Linked DNA regions of Homo sapiens: region 2 is linked to region 1. The links are chromatin contacts, found by Hi-C or POLR2A ChIA-PET in ENCODE. All regions are on one chromosome and are shown on one strand. Each heading gives the region's core, a stretch centred on a gene start or an enhancer-like site at or near the end of the contact. The rest is flanking DNA. Distances are from core to core; before and after follow the strand shown.

Evidence for each region. Hi-C counts contacts between places; a loop is a spot of excess contacts on that map. ChIA-PET counts read pairs that join two places held with the same protein, here RNA polymerase II (POLR2A). Pooled maps may share reads with other maps.
Region 2: a loop to region 1 is called in a map of endothelial cell of umbilical vein, with 7 times the contacts of the local background. The contact joins two enhancer-like sites. A Hi-C loop is called at or near these places in 1 of 168 maps with a recorded cell type or tissue (endothelial cell of umbilical vein), 1 of 37 single-sample maps with no recorded cell type and 1 of 50 pooled maps. POLR2A ChIA-PET finds 5 or more read pairs at or near these places in 2 of 52 experiments (T-cell and activated CD4-positive, alpha-beta T cell).

Annotation. Positions count from the first base shown.
Region 1 is chr18:62,449,915-62,452,765 of GRCh38, reverse strand. No RefSeq gene overlaps it. Among named protein-coding and RNA genes, the nearest start is that of ZCCHC2, 72 kb to the left of the region's middle. Within about 2 kb of position 1,510, at least 24 of the 41 ENCODE cell types and tissues checked have a DNase peak (open chromatin) inside an H3K27ac peak, as active enhancers do; they include endothelial cell of umbilical vein, where a contact is called at or near this core.
Region 2 is chr18:62,553,838-62,556,537 of GRCh38, reverse strand. It overlaps ZCCHC2 (zinc finger CCHC-type containing 2), which reads right to left. Exons shown (of 14, transcript NM_017742.6): 6 at 241-335. Among named protein-coding and RNA genes, the nearest start is that of ZCCHC2, 32 kb to the right of the region's middle. Within about 2 kb of position 1,302, at least 4 of the 41 ENCODE cell types and tissues checked have a DNase peak (open chromatin) inside an H3K27ac peak, as active enhancers do; they include endothelial cell of umbilical vein, where a contact is called at or near this core.

The DNA of each region.
Region 1 (2,851 bases), core at 261-2,760:
AAAGTGACAGAACAGTTAACATCTACTTGTCCTGAGTTAAAAGTCCAACTTGTGATATTGATTCTAACTAAACTTCAGAGAGTGAGAAAGGAATCTGTAAGAGGAGGGGGAAAACTTTAACCAGTGAGAATATACTGTGGCAAGTGCTGCATTTAAGAGACAAAGTCCAAGCAACCAGAGTTTTGCTCTTACAGAGCATGCAATGCTCTTCTGATAGCCGGAGAAGAAGATTCACCCTCCACGGATGTGTAAACAGCACTGGTTATTCTGCCAGCCACAGGATCTGTGATCCAGGCATCGTGGGCGTTTCAAAATAAGTGTTTTGAAATTTACCGCCCACACCTGCCATCTCCCTGCACCCACTGAATTTCAACACTGGTCTGGTGGTGCAATATTGATATTCCCCTGGCAAAAACTCCTTCCTGGAGGCTATGGGATGGGGTAGGCTTCTTGGTAGCAGTTTCCCTCAACTGCATGATCACCTCCCTGCACTGATTAGACAGTGTATGGCCAACCTGTCAATAAATTTGATTTAAAAATTTATTTCCTGGCTGAGCACAGTGGCTCATGCCTATAATTCCAGCACTTTGGGAGGCCGAGGTGGGAGGATTGCTTGAGACCAGGAATTAAAGACTGGCCTGAGTAATATAACGAGACCCCATCTCTACAAAAACATTTAAAAATAAAAAAAAAATTAGCCAGGCATAGTGGTATGTATCTGTAGTCCCAGCTACTCGGGAGACTGAGGCGGGAAGATTGGTTGAGCCCAGGAGGTTGAGGTAACAGTGAACTCTGTCTGATTGTGCCACTGCACTCCAGCCTGGGTAAGAGTGAGACACTCTCAAAAAAGAAAAAAAAAAAAAAAAAAAGAGAAAAGAAATAAAAAACTACAAATAGAAAAAAAATGAAATTAAAAAAATATTTTCTCCATAAAAAATTTTGCCAGGCCATATATTTTTCTCTTTGGCTCTTTTCCCAAAGTCATCCCTCTGATACTACTTGCTGGAAGCCCCAACAAGAGCACAAATTTGTCAATAATTTTCTCAGTTTCATTTAAAATGATGATTGACCTTCCCACCCCAGCCTGATTTCTTTCGGAGCGATCTAATTTCTTTGGAGACCTGTGCCTGTGGACTCGTGTTAATCTGTTAATTGAGTTAGACTGCTGCCAGAACATCACAAGCCCTTCATTTGAGCTCTATCCTGTGTCAAACGGTGAAACGCTGGATGTAATGAACCTATATTGGTTGAAAAAATGAGAGCTGATGAATTATCACCCAAATGTGATACTGATGACAGTAAATCCTTTGGAGGGGATGGCATGTCAGCCTCAGAAGTGCAGAGCTCATGGACCAGGCTGGCAGTGGGAAGGTTGGTGACTTCTAAGCAGTGTCACCTTCTGGAAGCTCTGACACTCAGCAAGTCAGTGCCAGGCGGAGAGGCATGACTCAGCACCCTGGCTCACCCCTCATAGACATTCTCCATGCCCCAGGATCGCAGTTTCAGTGCTATTCCCTGTGACTCAGCTGTCACGACCTCTTTGGGCAAGTTCCACCGCACGTTTTGTGGGCCAGGGCTCTTAATCTGAGTGCAAAGGCCTTATCAGCCAAGCAGATGGACCAGCAGCTGCCACTTCCCAGGGAAGCCAGGATTTACCCCTGGGTCAGCGGGAAAGGGTTTCCTGCGAGGATACCACGTGTAAAGTCCTTTGGGATGAAAGGCATTCTGAGGATGTGAGTTATCACAGCGGAGCTCACCAAGGCTTCTCCAATTTGATATAAATAACTCTGCATTGGCAGCAGATGGGAGGAGAGCCAACTAGTAATGAATACTAGGACAAACAAACAGGCCTCCGGGATGCCGGCCCAGCCTCTCCAAACCACAGTTGGCAACAGTTGGAGGTGGTGGTGGGCGAAGCTGTACCGGCAACATTGCATTAATCACTTATGAGTGAAGGGAGGAAGCGCTCCAGAATAACGGAAGTGCAAATAATTAGCAAAGGCCACACCACATAGGACTAGAAAGGGCATAACTGGGAAGCATGTTAATTTGCCTGACTTGATGTTTAGCTATTAACCAGCAAATCAGTAGTGACATAAAGGACCCTTCCTACTTACTAAGCTCTGTGTTTCAGAGATAACAGAGAGGGATGACACAGTGGTTGCACCACCCCACCCCCAACACAGAGCAACAACTCAATGGAAACAGAGGGAAAGCAAGTCTAGCGGTGCTGCATACAATAGCTAACTCCTGCAAAAAACAGACTCCTTATTGTATTGTTGGGGTGATATTAAGTATGGGAGGAAAAAGTGAGATGATTCCAAAGTGGGAACATTGGGGATGTGAAAGTTGTCAGAAGCAAAATGGAGTCACTAAGGTTAAGAAAACTCTGACAAACAGATCCAAGGAAGGCCATGAAGAGAGGATTCTCACACTTGTATGCCTGACCACGAAAGACTACAGAGACCACAACTTTGTACCAAGACCGTCACAGCCTTATACAACAAATGCTTCTGTAAGGACGTCTGCCCAGCAACTGCCTCTCCAGCCTTGGACGGGTGTCACCCTTGTTGTTGATCTTTTAGCCAGGGATAAGTATTTCAGAACAATTATGTAATCCCCTTCATTTTTTCCTTTAAAAATCCTTCTCTTCCTTTACCTCCCTGAATATGCACATGGTTTACCTATGGCACAGGTATTCACATTGCAATGCTCTGTTCCCAAGTAAACATCTTTTCTTTTAGACAGCCTCTCTTTGTTTGTTATTTAGATTGGTGGGGAACAAGCAAATATAAAAGACAGAGTTGCCTAGAGCTGAGATGCCAGGATTAGCCGTGCATTGATTGGGCTA
Region 2 (2,700 bases), core at 53-2,552, 100 kb before region 1:
TGCCCCAAAGACTAGAGAGACTCAGGCCTTACCTTGGAATCAGTCTGCTCTGTTATATTAGCTTTTATTCATGACCTTCTTTAAAACTGCAGTGTAAAAACTCATTAAAAATGACATTAAAAATGTATGTCACTATTCCTTAACTTTAACTAAAGTGACAAACCTACACAAAATGACACAGTAAAGCAATAAAATCCAACAAAGAAAAAAGATTTCCACAGAGGGACAGAGGATGCTTACTGATACTGTGTAGGGAGTCTGATGATATGGACTGAAAGAAGCTGTGTACTTTCTGACTTTGTAGAAAAGCTTGTGATGAACTTGAAAATAGCTGCCTGCACATAAAAAGAAAAGAGATTTGTTAATTTCAGGTAATGTTAATCCACAAGAAGCTCAGTTTCAATTATAAAGCAGAATGAAGTGGCAGTTTAATTCAGGTATGGAAAAATATTTTTCCTATAGAAAAGAATATTATTTTCTAATGTATTTCCTATGGGAAGAAGTCAGTAACATTTAACAAAATTCATTTGCAAGAATCGACTAAATAGGTTCATTTTTAATTTTGTATAATCTAATGGTAAGTTTTCAATACTGGCCCAAAAATGTATTATTTCAGCCTTTGCCCAAGTGGTCCAATAGCCACCCTTCTGTTCAGAAAAACAACTGCAATTTCTTTACTCTTCTCCACAGGTGTTCTTCTCCTTATTTGGCTGTACTTTTTTTTTTTTTGAGACTGAATTTTGCTCTTATTGCCCAGGATGGAGTGCAATGGCGCGATCTCAGCTCACTGCAACCTCCGCCTCCCAGGTTCAAGCTATTCTCCTGTCTCAGCATCCCGAGTAGCTGGGATTACAGGCATGTGCCACCACGCCTGGCTAATTTTGTATTTTTAGTAGAGACGGGGTTTCACCATGTCGGTCAGGCTAGTCTCGAACTCCTGACCTCTGGTGATCTGCCCACCTCGGCCTCTCAAAGTGCTGGGATTACAGGCGTGAGCCACTGAGCCTGGCCTTTGGCTGTAGTATTAACGGGCATTCCCACACTCTCAAAGTGGGAGGTTGGGAAGTTTGGGATGCTAAGAGTCCTGAAAAATATGGAACAGTCAATTATGTAGTTATCATATATCATACATATATTCTACAACCTAAGGCATGACTAACTGATGACTCATGTTGAATGTGTATCATGCCATGAGTCAAAGTTATCTTTGAAACCCAGCTTTCCTCATATTTTATTAATGTAATTAAAAGACTCCAGCTGGAGGTCTTCCCGACAGTGGTACCTGTAAAAGGGCTCTTGGGCAAAGAATTAGAGCAGAATCTACCAGGAAGTTTACTTTGGATTTGAATACCAGTTCAGTCGCTTATAAGATGAAGCACCCTAAACAAGCCAGTTAGCCTTTCAACTTCCAATTTCTCATGGTTACAAGAATCAAATAGTGCACACAGATAAACAGTCACCCTACCTACTACTTAGGTGCTCAACATACAAATCCCATTCTATTAGTTTTGAACACTTTTAATGCGCATTTTAAATTTCAATTAATTTCTCCCCCAAGGTTTTTGACCTATTATTCAGATTAATTATAAAATCATTAATATACCAACAGATGACCTTTATGGGCCAAAGTTGCCTTGTATATCATGCAAAATTGCTTCTTGGTCTTCTAATGTGAAAGTAAACATTCAACAGGAAGACATGGGTGAAATTAAGAGATGAAAGAACTGAGATCTGAATTCAGGAGCAAATCTAGATTTCCAGGTCTGAACATATTACCTAAGGCTGACATTAAAATCCAAAGGCAGTGGTGGAACCCACACCCAGTCATGTTAGAAACCAACTGGTCAAAAGCACAGGCACACCTTCAATTCAAGGCCTGAGTCCCAGGCAACAGCCCAGATATAACTCCAAATACTATGTATACATCCACTACAGGAACACTGAGTATTACATTTAAACCACAAATGAGATAAAGGCGGGGACTGAAATCAGCATGCAAACTAAAGTCAAGGCTCATTAATGAATAACCACAGATGGCAATTATACCGATATTAAAAAATCAAAGTGGCCATAAACTATTTGATAAATCAAATGAGTGAGAAAAACAAGGTCACATTCTGACATGACAGAAATCATCCAACCCCAAATGCACATTTCAGGCCGTATTTTCATTTTCCTAACCTACAGCATATTTGAGACTAAATGCAGTGTGTCCTGTACCAACCAAGATCTGTATCACTAATAAGTACTTCCTATTTCTCAGTTTCCTTTCTTCCGCCTCCTTTATAACTGCTACACTTCTGAGACACAAATGATGACCTACTAATTTAAAACCCACAAACTGAGAAGGAAGTGTCCTGACATCCTATTAATGGTGTTGAGGCCACAGGCCAGCCATTTGGGAAAATATACGAATTCCCGCCATACTCCCTACATCAAAATAAATTACAAATGAATCCAAGATTTTTTTAAAAAGGAAGTATCAGAAGAAAACATATTTTTTGAAACATATTTCAGATACATTTTCAAACATATCTTTGAAAAGGTCTTTCTAGGCATGACACAAAACCCTGAAACCAGAAGAGAAAAGATCAATAAATCTGAGTATATAAAAATTTAAAACACCTCTATGGTCATGAAGTAATCGCAAGCAGGGCTCTTTATCTAACAAGTAACTCTTCCAATCAGTGACACCAATAA